Linked DNA regions of Mus musculus: region 1 is linked to region 2. The links are chromatin loops, found by intact Hi-C in ENCODE. Cell type or tissue: gastrocnemius. All regions are shown on one strand. Each heading gives the region's core, and the rest is flanking DNA. Links, peaks and the distances in the headings are about the cores only.

What was found. A loop is a pair of places that touch in the nucleus more often than their neighbours do. Peaks named below come from ENCODE experiments on the same cell type or tissue, not always from the same donor. Only the 100,000 strongest peaks of a DNase experiment are listed, where the experiment ranks them.
Region 1: a loop joins it to region 2, with 4 times the contacts of the local background. A loop is called at or near these places in 9 of 42 quality-filtered maps.

What each region holds. Positions count from the first base shown.
Region 1 is chr11:67,802,218-67,809,664 of GRCm38, reverse strand. All of the region lies in intron 2 of Dhrs7c (dehydrogenase/reductase (SDR family) member 7C), which reads right to left. Among named protein-coding and RNA genes, the nearest start is that of Dhrs7c, 7.7 kb to the right of the region's middle. In gastrocnemius, for the core only: CTCF peaks have their summits at 1,393 and 3,919 (motif pointing left); no DNase peak of the experiment used is centred there; H3K27ac peaks cover 724 bases.
Region 2 is chr11:67,754,110-67,761,556 of GRCm38, reverse strand. Glp2r (glucagon-like peptide 2 receptor) reads left to right here. Exons shown (of 13, transcript NM_175681.3): 4 at 3,945-4,066. Among named protein-coding and RNA genes, the nearest start is that of Glp2r, 13 kb to the left of the region's middle. In gastrocnemius, for the core only: a CTCF peak has its summit at 3,602 (motif pointing left); DNase peaks (open chromatin) are centred at 3,574 and 4,020; H3K27ac peaks cover 886 bases.

The DNA of each region.
Region 1 (7,447 bases), core at 1,022-6,021, 48 kb before region 2:
AGTCATTTCATTTGATCCCCTCCTCAGGCTAGATGTTTTAGGGGTGCTGAGGATAGAACCCCTACCTTGCTTGTGTTACTCGAGTGCTCCAGCACTGAGCTGTAGCCTAGGCTAGGATGGTTTGGTTGTGTGCTGTGCTGCGTTTCTAGCCTCAGCTTGGTGGCTTCTGTGGAGGGAAGCTTGCAGCAGAGAGCAACAAGTCTCTGCTTTGCTGGGTAGTTCTGATGATGAAAATTTCTTATGGAATGGGAAGATGACTCTGTCACTAGCCTTTGAGACCACAGTCTTAGGAACACCTCAACCTATAGGTATTGGTAAGAGCTACCATGTTAGTTCAGACCAAGTACCACCCAGACCTCCATATTCCTCTGTGGATAGAGACTCTAGTCAAGGGTCTTTGCTTACAAGACCCTTCTACACGAAGAACTGCAGGCAACTAAGTCAAGCTAGGAGCAGGACAGGTGACTTTCCTCAGGTGACTTTCCTATATATATAAAATAACTACACCAGAGCTGTCTTCAGACACATGAGAAGAAGGCATCGGATCCCATTACAGATGGTTGTGAGCCACCATGTTGCTGGGAATTGAACTCAGGACCTCTGGAAGAGTAGTCAGTTCTCTTAACTGCCAAGCCATCTCTCCAGTCTCAAAAGGTTTATATTTATATTCATATTCATGAATATACAAAATACACATATGTTTACAATAACAGTTAATGAAAGAAGAGACCATGAATTCAAAAGAGAGTGGGAGGGACATATGGGAGAGTTTGGAATGAGGAGAGGGAGAAATGTAATGAAGTTACAATTGCAAAAATAAACAAAAAGAAAAAAATAGGTGATGTTGTTTTATGCTCCACTCTGAACTAATTCTTGATTAATTTGATATAGGCCTTTCCTTAATTTTTAAAAACATTTATTTTCATTTATTTTGTATACAAGTTTGTATGCATTGTCATGTGCATGCCAAGGTACATATGTGGAGGTCAGAGGACAACTCGAGGGAGTCTGTTATCTCCTTCCACCACACAGATCTCAGGGACTGAACTTAAGTCACCAGACTTGGTGGCAAGCACCTTTATCTCCTGAGCTGTCTCTAGGGCAACACCGGGTAGATACAGGACATTCACATGTAAAAATAGCTTGATACTTTACAGCAGTAAAACCTCCTATGTTCAGACAGTTTATTTGTTCTAGGGATGATTGAGAGAGACATCTATGCATTTGCTCCGCTAATCCTTATTCTGGTCATCCAGGGGAGGGTCTTGCCTAGGCTGGGTCTTCTAAAGCAGTGGCTGGAATGGAGTCCAAACCATGGCAGAGCTTTCTCACCTGTGTGAGAGGAGCAGCCTTTGCACACCATCAGCCATCAGCTGCATGCATTGTCCGCTCAGGGAAGTGCCTAGATGGCAGCACTTCTCCATAAGGTGGCATTCACTGGCACAGGATAAGTCTCAGAGACTTAGCAGCCAACATTCACAGTACCGGAAGGATGGATGAACATAGAGGAGTGCACCAAGCACTATCTCTGACAGAGGCTCTGAAAGCACTCACTCGAGCGTAATATCTAGTTTTGTCTCACTTTGTACCAGGAAGTTGTGGACCTCAGTTGATTGCAGACACTTAAAAGGACAGCCCAGTAAAATGGGTGTTCACCAGAGGCTGTGTATTGTTATTTAAATTATTCTCTTATATATTACATCCTGCCAACAGTTTCCCCTCCCTCCACTCCTTTCAGTCTCTCCTCCTACCTCCTCTTTCTCCCATATCCACTTCTCCAATTACCTTTAAAAAAAAAGAAAAAAAAAAGAAAAAAAAAGAAAAGAAAAGAAAAGAACAGGCTTCCCGGGAATATCAGTCAAACATGGCTCAACAAGTTGCAGTAAGACCAGGCACACCCTTCATATCAAGGCTGAAAGGAGGCAACCAAGTAGGAGGAGAAGGGTCCCAGGTGCTGGCAAATGAGTCAGAGACACCCTCCACTCCCACTCCCACTGTTAAGAGTCCCACAACAACACCAAGTTATACAACCATCAGGTATATGCAGAAGACCTAGTCAAGACCCATTCAAGGACTGTGTTTATTGCTTCAGTCTCTGTGAACCCTATGTGCACTGTTTAGTTGACTCTGTGGGCCACGTTCTCACGGTGTCCTTCACCCCTCTGGCTCTTACAATCCTTCCCCCTCTTCTTTTGCAGGGTTCCCGGGAGCTGCCTAGTGTTTGGCTGCGGGTGTCTGCATCTGCTCCCATCAGTTGCTGGGTGACGCCTCTCTGCTGACAACTGGGCCAGGCACTGGTCTACGAGTACAGCAGAATATCATCGCAAATCACTTTATTAACTTCTTTTGAGCTCTTCTACCTTAAGCACAGCAGCTCTCAGTGACCTTGTGTGACCTTGTGGGAATTTGCTCCTGTAGACTTAGAAGTTTGATTCAGGCAGAGAGGAGGAGGTCAGCTGGACAGGACAGATCCTGGGGTTTTCTACGTGGGCATCATGAACAGGGGCTTTGTGATACTGGAGAGAACCGGGATGCCGGATGATGCAAGGACAAGCAGGCACAAAGGTCAAAGGGTTGCTGGGGAAGAAAGGGAGATTGCACTGTCCTTGGATCTCAATGGGAACAAAAACAGGTGCACTGGCCAGGAGGGTGGCTCAGTGGCAGAGCACTTGCCTAGTTACTATGTGGGAAGACCAGAGGTTGATCCCAGCACTGCAAAAAAAAAATGAGCTTAAGACAGGTGCTCTGAGAATAACCGAGGGAGTGGGAAGGAGGAAACAGTAGCTCCTCACTGAGGGAAATCTGAACCAAGAGCCTACTGCATACCAATGTCACCAAGAATTGTCAGGTCTTCAGGGAGAGATGGTTTCCTCTCAGTTTAGGTGTTTTATTAAGAAAGGAAGTTGGGGCTGAAGAGATGGCTCAGTAGTCAAGGGCACATAACTGCTCTTGCAAAGGACCTGTGTTTGAACCCAAGTGTGATTTCCATCACCCATGTCAGGCGGCTTTCCACCACCTGAAATTCCAGCCACGGGGGATCTGACTCCCTCCTCCAGACTGCCCGGGACACCTACACTCATGTGTGCACCTCCCCATATACAGCATTAAAAATTAAGGATAAAAATAGAAGAGAAAAGGAGACATCTGGGATGAATGTTAGTGACAGAACATTTAAAAGATATTACTTATTCTCTGTGTCAATTTGATGCAGGAAGCGAAGACCCCAGTAGGTCTTAGAAAGTGACAGAGTGATTCTAAAGTCTATGCGGAATGACTCACACACTTTAATCAGAAATGTGAAGAAAAGTGAAGACTATTATGGGGATCTGAAGTGGCACTATTAGGAGGTGTGGCCTATTTGGAGGAAGTGTGTCACTGTGGGGATGCATTTTGAGACCTCCTCCTAGCTCCCTGGAAGCCAGTCTCTCCTGGTTGCCTTTGAATCAAGATGCAGAACTCTCATCTCCTTGTCCAGTACCATGTTGGCCTGCATGCTGCATGCTTCCTGCTATGATGATAATGAACTGAACCTCTGAAACTGTAAGCCAGCCCCAATTAAATGTCTGCCTTTATAAGAGTTGCCTTGGTCGTGGTGTCTCTTCATAACAATAAAAGCCCTATCTAAGACAACTATCTTGAAAAATGTCAGTTACTAAAATAAAATATAAAACTGCCAAAGCTAAAGCAAAATGTTAATAGTTCCAGCATAAGTAAGAACTATCGATAAAAATGATGAGAATTCACTTCCTGTATGATCAAGTTCATTTATTAAATAGGTGAGAAAAGAATATGTTACTTAAAAAATATTTGAGAGCAGGGCTCGGTTGGTGAGATGGCTTAGTTAGAAGAAGACACCACTCTTGCAGAGGACCTGAGTTCTCAATACCTGTGTCAGCCAGCTCACCTCTAAGTCTAGCTCCAGAGGATCTCATGCCCTCTGCTGGCCTCCACAGGCATTGCACTCACTTGCACATACCCCCCCCCCCACCCCCCACATACACATAACTAAAATAAAATGAATCTTTAAAAAATAGTATTTGAATGCCTACTTGGGAGGGAAAAAGCTAGTTGCATTATTTTATAATATACTAAGTTGATAGATGTAAAAAGGGAACCACAAAAGAGCTAGAGAGGTGAATCTGGTCTCTTATTGGGGGAGATCTTTAGACCATGTCCCAAAGAAACAAATTGTATCAGAACTAATTTATTGATTTTTAATTCTTTTTTTTTACATAAAAGACATAAAAAGTACTTATAATTTATATGTCAGCAAAGAGCTAATTTATTCAATATGCAAAAGACTTTACAAATAAGAAGGACCAACTGGAAAAAATGCAATTTACGAACAGAAGATTAAGAGTCAATACCCATGACATGATAAAGAGATGCAACTTAAGCCACACACTAAGTTTGATCCATCAGATGACAAAGGACAAAACTGGTCTTAGTCTTAGCAAGGTGTGAGCAGTGGCTTAGCTCACATTCACTCTAGTATCTGCATGAATTGCTAAAGGTTTGGGGGAGAAAATGTTGACTGTATCCTGAGAAGGGCTTTGATTTAGCAACTTTATTTACGGATATTTCTCCTAAAGCAATCATTAAGAATGTCTGTGTAGACACAGCTGTAGGATTGCTTATCCCAGTGCCATGGCCAACAGTAAGATCCTGGAAATATTTGCAAATGTCCCATATAATAGGAGGTTGGTTAAGTTACAAGCCGTTAAAACAGACCCTCCCCCCCTGAGCTCCCAGGGACTAAACCACCAACCAAAGAGTACACATGGAGGGACCCATGGCTCCAGCTGCATATATAGTAGAGGATGGCCTTATCTGGCATCAATGGGAGGGGAGGCCCTTGGTCCTGTGAAGGCTCAATGCCTCAGTGTAGGGGAATGCTAGGGAGGGTGAGGAGGAAGTGCATGGGTGGGTGGGGGAGCACCCTTATAAAAGCAGGGGGAGGAGGATGGGTTAGGGAGTTTGTGGAGGGGAAACCAAGAAAGGGGATAACATTTGAAATGTAAATAAATAAAATATCCAATAAAAAAACCTGATTTCACAAAAATGAATCTGTTGGTATGAAATTCATATTAAAGTATGTTTAAAACATAAGAGTTTTAGAAACAGCTTGTCAGGGGCTGGAGAGAGGCTCAGTGGTACTTACTGCTCTTACAGTGGACTTGAGCTTCAGTTCCAAGCACCCACTTTGGGGGCACTTATAAGTGCCTGAACCTCCAGCCTTAGGGGAATCTGATACCCTATTCTGGCCTCCTTGGATATCTGTACTCACGTGCAGGCACACCCCTCCCTCATGAATACACATAAATAAATCTTGTTTTAAAATTGTAGCTGAATCAAAGCTACAATTTGAATATGTATGTTTGATTTTAAAGCAAGGGAGCACTGCGTGTATACACTGTTACTAGGGCATTAAGTTGGTAATTTCAGAGGCACTAAGATAAAATAGATATAAAATCTCAGAGTTAGTTGCTAGTCCAAGATGCATGTTTCCAAAGGAAATAACTGCTTTATGAAGTCATTCCTTTTGTCCTAAAATAAGACACAATAGATTAAAAAGGATGAGGTAAAGAGGGAGGAGGAGGAGGAGGGAAGGAAGAGGGGGGCTTGGGATGCGGGTTTCTCAGGAGAGGTCAGTACGAGCTTTTGCTCACGGGCCAGGGTTGGGATAGGCTTCCTCCCATCATCTCCAGGAGAAAAGGCAGCTACAAGTCCTTTGAGTGGCTTGCTAAGAGTTCACTGCCTGTGGGAACCCAGACCAGAAGGGTCTCTATGGTATTGCCAACCACCAAAGCAGGGCTCAAGGGAAGTAACACCATGGGAGAAGTCTACATGCTCCACTTTCCAGATGTGCAGCTGGAGGCTTCAACGGAAGCCTCTGAGGGACATAAAGGTGCCATAATAGAAAGAAAACACCCAGATGCCTACCTTGCCCCAGTGCTGGGGTTGAAGCCCGAGACCTATGTGCTAAGCAAATACATTCTCACTGAACTATACCACCAGTCATGTGCCCCGCTCATGTAGTCTAGAGCCATCTTATAATGTGTCCCTCAGGTAAGCATGTCTCTTGTTCTGTTCTATGTCTCCCTTTCTGCTTGCTTTTCCCTAGAAAGGTCAGACATGATTGAAAGCTCAGGCCAAGGAGAATGGGGGTATGGAAAAAAAAAAACAAAGAAAACGGGCATATTGGTTATGAATCAGGCCTATTGGGGACTTGCCACAACCGAAGGATTGTGTATAACGTCTCTAATCAGAAAGTCTGAAGACAGCCTGGCCTTTTCTCCCCTCCCTCAGTTTCCCCTCTGGACTGAATTGAACAGGACTGAACTGTTCCACTGTACTCTTGGTCCCCTTCCACAGCAGTGACTGAGCGGTCAACCTCACCAAGGAGCAGAGAGGAAACGAAGCCAAACATCCGCACAGGATGCTTCTCAGTGAAGCAGTTGTATGTGTGTTTTATGTTTTATTACTTAAAAATTCACTCATTTTTCATAATTACGGTCTTGACAATTGTGGAATTTTTGTCACCTGGTTTGGAGGGAGAGGGCCCAGCTGTGGCTGTGACTGGCTGGAGGGGGTGAGGCAGCCATGATGGCTACATTTTTCACATCATCGCAAGGGGGTTCAAAGGGTTTGAAGAGTTTCCCACATTCCCATCTCTGCTGTGGGGTGGGAGGAATGAAGATGTGACTCAAGAAGTCTGATGTCCAGGTCTGGGGATGTCATTCTCCACACGAGGCTGCATTTGGCCAATCCGCACTGCTGAGAGGGGAACAGGCTGGGCCTCACTGCCCCTTCTCGGCTCATCCACTCTCTAATAGTGGGACATATCCACAAGGTCTCACAACTTGTCCAGGCTGATCTTGAACTTGCAGCCCTCCTGCATCAGCCTCCAGAGTAGCTGGGCTTACAGATCTAGGTCAACAGGCCCACTTTGAAATTCTTATTTTTATTCTCATTTTGTTTTTGTCCGAGTCTTGCTGCTTAGCCTAGGTTGACTCCCAACTGAGTGATCCTCCTGCTTTAGTCTCCTGAGTGCTGAGATCATGGGGTCGATGGTTAATCTTCTTGTCAGTTTGACTAGATTTGGAATCATCTAGGAGACTGAGGCACATCTCTAGGTGTGTTTCTTCGGGTGTTCATGAGAGGGATAGCTGAGGGCGACCGTCACCAGCAACGAGTGTGGCAGCACCCCATGGGCCAGAGGTTTGCAGTGAAGAAATGGGGGAAGCCACTAGAGTACCTTCATTCCTTGTCTCCACTTTCTCCTAGGTGATGATCTGAACTTAGCTCTTCTCCCTTGTCCTCTCTGTCACAAGAAACCAAATCCAACCGGCTGGGTCTTTTGTGGCAGCGTATCCACATTTCTATCCATTGATTGATTGATTGATTGATTGGTTGGTTGGTTGGACACAATATCTCAGGTAGCCCA
Region 2 (7,447 bases), core at 951-5,950:
TGTAATTTGATTTGTAAAATATGGGAACTGACTCTCTCATTTGACATTTTTTTTTTTGCTTTAAGTTTTAAAATCCACATGGATTTCTAAAATCCAATGAGAACACGGAGACAATGGAAGGGTTTGGAAAAGAGCCTCCTAAATATCAAGAGGTGCAGATGAATTCTTTGAGATGCGATTACAGGAGTGTGTTTATGTGACACAGAGGAAGTCAGATGGTGGACACATGGGTTGTCTGGGATCTAGAACTGACCAGTGAGGCTGGGTGCTGATTGTGAAGAAAATTGTTCTGTACTGTCACTCTGTAGAGAAGAATGATACAGAGGCACAGAAGGTGTCAAGGCATGAAAGGGGCAGAGAAAGATGGTTTGGGAAGCCATCATTTACAGTATGGGATCTTGAATGGAGAGATTCAGGGAGATTATGATGGAGAGTCTGGGAGCTTCCAGATTGGTCCACAAAGAAATGGTGGCATTGGTTTAGATCCAGGCAGAGTCAGAAGTTGGACAAGAAGGAAAAGGTTAAAGAAAATACTGGGGGTAGAATACATAGATCAGATGGAACAGAAATTGAAGGACAGAAAGCAGGAAATAGATTATTAAAAACAAATGTGGGCACCTTCGATTCCCTGACCCCCAATCAGCACAGCCTTATGTTTCACCTGACCCAGTGTTAACTCATTGTCATCTGGGTGGTACCCGGCTTTTCTTCCTCTTCATTTCCCATGGTGCCATGGTAGTGCTAGCCCATCAGCCTCTTCTTATCTGGCTGCTTCCTGGTGTCCTTATTGCCACAGCCTCAGACCTCATCCCCTGCAGCAACCTCCATAGAGCTTTCTAAACTCCCAGCCACTGTGTTGGCTCCCCATGTCAAGAACCATGATTGGCATCTGTGACCTTCTGCAACTTGGCCCTGCTGACCAGTCTGGCATCCTTCCTGCCTTCTCTTCTTCCCCTCAGACAAAATGAGTAGCTCCTCAGCTCCTCTAGATCCATCTATCTAGCTGTTGTTAGCAGACACTTAGGTCCTTACCCCACTGCCTCAGCTTCCCTGTATTCTAAAAGAAGTGAGGAAACAGAAATTATCAAATGAAAATTGTTGATTTATGAGTTGGCCTAGCTCGTAGTGTCAGGAAGAGTCCAATGTTCTTACCGTCATGACTGTGGTGACTTACAACTTGTAGAGACAATATCCAGAAGATACATTCATCTACCTAAGGCAGGTCAACCATCCATTCTTGGAGGAAGGTGAGTCAGCTCCAGGTTCCCTTCCATCATCTCTGTTCTGTTACAGTCCATCAGTTGAGTTAATTTGTATTCAACTCAGGTCTAAAGAAAGTAAGGTAGACATCATACCTTAAAAATAGCCTACTATTGAAAAATCTGAAGGCTCTTGTGGGATGGTGGATGTGCACTTCTCACCTGCTCCAGCCCTAGCAGAGTAGTTTGCCTCTTGGCCCATCCCTTTGCGAAGTACAAGGTCTTTCGCACCTTTCTTTGGAGGGCACTTTCAAGTTTGGGTTCCTATATACCTGTTAAAGACACCAATTTTGCAAGTGAAAAGAGGTGTTAACCTCATGGCCCAAAGGAGAGACATGAGCATCTCTTTCTTTCCCACCAGACTCCAACCCATTCTTTCAGCATGGGATCATGGCTACATCGTCCTCTTACCACAATGGATGGATGGATACACTGTCTTCCTCTAATTATGGCTGCATCTCATGATGACTGCACTGTTCCTAGCTTAGGCCTGAGTTCACTCTTCTCTGCAGGATTCCTCCTTAAGGCTCTGCCTATAAGTCTAACCCAGCCCTCAGTTAATTGTGATTGATAAATAAAGATGCCAACAGCCAGTAGTTGGGCAGAAGAGACATAGGTGGGGTTGAGGTTTCATGGATTTGAAAAAAGAAGACCAAAAGGAGAGAAGGAGGAGAATGAAGCCACCATGGAATATTGGAGGAATGTATAAGAAAAAAAAAAGACAAGCCACCATAAATTAGCTAAGACATAAAAACATGGCCCCGAGGGCTACCCAACTAGAGTTAAGAGCAGCCCATATTAAACATAAAAAATAATAAGTAGTAACTTGAGATTATCGATAAGAAGTAAATTCTAACAGCATGAAGGGTAGGCAGCTGCCCAACTGTTATGCTGCTTAAGTCATTTGTAAATATAAAGGCTGTGAGTTTTTCCTTATTCCGGGAACTCAACAGCCAAAAGTTGGATAGAACCCTGGGTGGGGATTTTTAATATTTTCTTACTACAAATTCTCCATCTGTATTTCCCATCCTTCTAGAAAATTCCTCCAGCTTCTCCCCTGAAGCTGATGGAGCCTTGTCTTTCTGAGGCCTCTCTTAGCATTTATGACAGTTTATGACCTTTCATGTGCACTCTCCTAGCTCAGCTTTGAGCTGTGCACTCAGCAGAGCATTGCGAGTGGCATGGACAGCCCAAATGCCAAGTGTCATCATCATCATCATCGTTATTATTGTCATTTTCTTATTGAATCAATATTTAATAAGTACCCACTGGGTGCCAAACACTGGAAAACATTATTGACCAAACCAGATTAAAATCCTTCTAGGGCTCACATTGTAGTGAGGACAGACAAGAGTCATAGGCAGCCTCTGTTATGTATAGATGTGATATACTGTAGACATGATGAAACTGGAGATGGAATGGGAGGATAAGAGTCAGGGCAATGGGCAGCTGAAGGACTATGCAATGGCAAAGTGATACTTAGTCTAGACTAGGTATTTGAACCAAGAGGGGGCCATGTTCAGGAGAGAGCACAGAACAAGCTGTGCCATGCTATTGGAGAGTAGCATGCCTCCAAGAAGGGGAGATGGTAAACACAGATGGAGTGAAGGGGGAACGGGAGCAACATGAGGTGAGCGCAGAGACTGGGAACCCACTCTCTACAACCTTTGTGCATGGCCACAGAAGGACTCTCACTAAACCTTAGAAAGCCCTTAAAAGATTTCAAGCAGAAACATGACAACTGGGCTATCCATAGATGTGAGGGAAATACCATCAGCAAAGTTAGCAATAAACCAAGGAAGATAAAAGAGTTCTAACTAGGAAGGAGGTGGAAGGTAGAAAGTAGGGTCGGATCCAGGATCTATGTGAAGTTAAGTATGGCTTGCTTGTGGATCAGGCTAGAGGCAAAACGAGAGAGCAGAAATAGTTCTAAGGCTCTCTCTCTGTGTGTGTGTGTGTGTGTGTGTGTGTGTGTGTGTGTGTGTGTGTGTGTCAGGATGGGGCAGATTTGGAGAAGCCAGAGTTTGCCTGGAGCCTATTGTCTGAGATGTCAGTTGGGCAAGTGGATGTACTTCATGTGTATTGTAGGTACTGACCAATTAAACCTGCAATTTAAGTGACTGGCCCATCATCTGCACACACGGACACTCTCACTCAGTCTTCTCTCACATCACAGAAGACAGGCAGCAGTTAACGGACCCAGTTCCCGATGACGAAATCCATTAAGACTCAGAGAATGTAAAGCTGGATCCAGGACACCAGCTCCGAAGTTGGTTTATCATATCGAGTCAGTGTGCTTTGCCACCCCTTGTGTTCTCTTCTTCATGGCGCCACCTCTTGGCCATTAGCGAGAGGTGCTTCACTGAGCATGCCCAGATGAGCATCTCCCAGTAGACTACCTTACAGGGCTAATCTCTGAATCACTGGGAACGTTTAACTTTGGAGACACATGTAAACACTACAGACATTAAAGGATCATGGTTAGTTACAACATCTAGAGGTTTCGTGGTTTCTTCCCATCCCAAATAAACAGTAGGGATGCTAATGAGCTCCCAAACGGAGAAACGAAACCCTCTTTCCCTGGGATTTTCCACAGCTTTTTAGCTGAGGGTGAGGACCTTCCAGCGTGCTCAGGGAACTGGCTGTGTGTTTTGACCTTTCTTCTAGAGCCTTGTTTACTTTCAGAGAGCCCAGGAAGGGCCTACAGACACTGCTTGGCTCAGGGGACTTGGCAGAAGCAAGAGAACTCCACAGATACTTGGCAGGATGAGTCAGAATGCTCAGAGAACCACAGCTTCAAACAAAACGTGAGTCTACCAGCTTTCTGATAAAGCACCTAGGGCTGGAACTTGGGGCACCTCAGGGGATGGCTGGCTTTAGGGGGACACGAGACCTTCCACCAGCACTTCTGCTCCAGATTCTACTAGGAAAGGTCCCCAACCACCAGAACAGCAACTCCCATTGGTGGCCAGGAAATTGAGTCCTCTGTGAGAAGAAACAAGAAAGCGTATATGGTATCTCAGTCTTGGCACCTGCTGTGTTCCATGTCTGGAACAACTTCCCCAAACAACCTAACATTCCGATTCAGTTCAGTTGTCTCCTAGCAAGTGAGACTTGTTCAAAGTGGCCCAGTGGCAACTTCTACCACTTACCTCATCCAATTCCCCTATTGCGCCTGCCTCTCTATCTCTATCTGATATTCCTGGATGCTTGTTCCTTATCTAGCCCTGTCTCCAAAACGCACATCCAGTGGCAGCTGGAGACTTGTGAGACTGAAGGATGTAGGAAGACAAGGTTCTGGGGCCAGACTTGGTCACGTATCCAAAGTCTTCCTCTACTGGCTGTGAACTTGCACTTGTTATTTCACTCTTGGTGCCTGTGCTTCCTTCCGCATCCCAAGGGGATCATATCTGCTGCATGGGATCATCACGAAGCTTGGGGAAGTCAAGAGACGTACGTTTTGTAGGAAAGTCTTGGCGTGTAGTGAGCAGACTCTAATTAGGAGTTATGTTCTATCACCAGGATCCAGAGAAGACACTGCTCAGTTACTCATCCCAGCAGCTCAGCAAAAGCAGAGTAAAACCAACTCACCCTGCAGACTTCCTCCACACATTTTCTTCTTCTTTCCCTTCCTCTCTCTCTCCCTTCCCATCTTGTCTCCATGACAGGGTCTAGTAGACTTCAAACTGGGGATCTTTCTGCTTCAGCCTCCTGACTTCTACAGAGCGCTCTCTCTCTCCCTCCCTCCCTCCCTCTCCCTCCCCCCTCTTTCTATGTATGCCCAGTTCCACAAATTTTCTTTCCAAGGCAGGATAGAAAGGGGTGGGGGTGGGTGTGGGTGGATGATTCTTGGGGACATGATCTAGTAGAATGCATTGGCAGCAGCAGGAACCAGAATTCCAACACAATTAACATTTCTTCTTTGCTAAGCATGAATCTGCAATTTTCTAAAACTCTCACTGGAAACCCCACATAGAGGGAAAGAGCAGGTACTAAACTTCTTCTATAACCCCAGTAGCTTCTGATTTTATTTGATCAGTCCATAATTCCAGGGAGGGTGTCTCTGGACCCCTCTCATAAAAGAGGGGGAGGATAAAAGGTTTCTTTAGCAACCTTTTGAGATGCAGCTTGGGAGTCACTGAAAGGGTGCATATAGCTAATGTTCAGACAACTAAGTGCTTGCTCTCTCTTGAGAGCTGGTGCCCACCCTTGGGTTTGGCATCCTCTGAGCACCCCTCTGTGTTAACCCTTGTGCTTAAACCTATATTAAAATATATAATAAAACCCCCAATTGTGTGTCACTGTACTGGCAATTCCTGACATTCCTTTCATCATCAAAGCCCTGAATCCTGGTAGACTGGTCCCTAGAAGCTTTGGGGAACTCCCCAGGCTAATGGGGGTGACAGTGTGGAGCTATGTCTCGGTGTCCTCACTGCTAATACATACAAGACTGGATTCTGCAACCCTTTGGGAACATATTTTCTCTACTTTCTCATTGTCTCCCTAAAGCCACCTACTTGTCCAAAAGTCTGCTTACCCATGTTCAAGGTCAAGTGTAAAGGGAAGCATAGGAGAGAGGAGGAAGTGTAGGGGAATTTGATGCACAGGGAATATCTTTTTTTTTTTTTTCCATTTTCAGTCATGCCATACTCAGTAATGAAGCACCTTAGACACAGATACAGATTTTAGGGAGTTTGGAGTCATGTGGGGTACACAAGCAGCGTGACTAACTGATGGAACAAAAGTATAAGATGCTAGGAGCCACAAGGAGGGCACTGCTGTATTTTCGGGGCACAGAAGGCTGCCCAAGCTGAGATAGAGAGCAAGAATGTTCTTGGCAGAAGGAAGAACATAAACTCAGGGTCAAAGAGCTGGTAGGCTTCCACTTCTGGGGAGAGATGGGAAATTCAGCATTGCCCTTGCCTGGGATGCCGTCCACTGCTCTCCTGTGGCTGGCTATCCCACGCCATCACTGTTCACCTCCATGGTTCCTTTTAAGAGGTGACTTGGAGTGTTTCAATGTAGAGAGGAAGAAAACACACATGGGTCTGTAGACCCCTAGAGAGGAGAGTCCACCTTTACTGCTTGAAAGATTTATGCATTGTAGGTTGAAGCACAGAGGGTCATAACTCAGAACAGGCATTGGTAGGACGTCTGTGGCAGATTGGAGAAGGCTAGGGCTGGCTAGGCTGGAGGGAGGAAGAGAGAGATGAGCCAGGAACTATCTTAGCAACTGCCTCTGGTGTCAAGAGGATGTATTTAAGAGAAGAGGGAAGATGGGATGCAGGTTGTCAAGGAAACGATCTGCTGATGTGAAAGTGCAGATCAAAGGGTACCAAAGTCTCTGGTTTCTGGCTTTGACTTATGAGATGTGAGATTGGGCACGAGAAGAGGCCTTGCCTTTTGATTTCTCCTGGCTTCTAGTTGTTTCTCTACTGAATCCTTTGTCATCTTAACTTGAGCCAGAAAAACACCCTTCTCCTCCACCCATTCAGTTGTGGCTAACTTTTTTCATTATTTAGTTGGAATTTGAAATTCCTTCCAAGAAGTAATTGTGTGTGTGTGTGTGTGTGTGTGTGTGTGTGTGTGTGTGTGTGATGTGTGTGGGGTATGAGTGCTATGGAGACATCCATGCCAGTCTACCATGGCAATGTATTTGACTTTTGTCACTGCGTTCCATGTTCTAGCTCTCAGAGTCCCCCCCCCCCCCCCCAGGTACAAGAGAGTCCTTAATGAATTGTTTGGTTTCATCTCACTAGAATCTGCATCTCTCACTCTGGCTGTGACTCACTTTCTTTACAGCTGGGGAACTGGCATGCGTTTGGCTGTCTTGAGTCTGCTGGTTCCTGTTGGGCACAACGGGCCTTACAATGGACTCTCCGCATCTAGGAGCCCCCTTTAAAGCCTTATTTCCTGCTTGAGTTGGCAGAACTCTGTGTTCCCTATACAATTTTACTGTGTGACAGGTCCCATTTCTTAAAGGGCTCAAAGTGACACATGTGGTTTATCTCAAGTCTACCTGGTTTATGCTAAAATGCCAAAGCTATGCTAACTGCATACTTTGAATGAAGCCCACAGTGTCTATCTTATCATCAATCTTACATTTGTAAATTGATTGAGAACAAACTGTCACCATCCTATTAGACACCACTCTTAAGCCCTAGCCTATGCAAAATAGGTATGCAAAA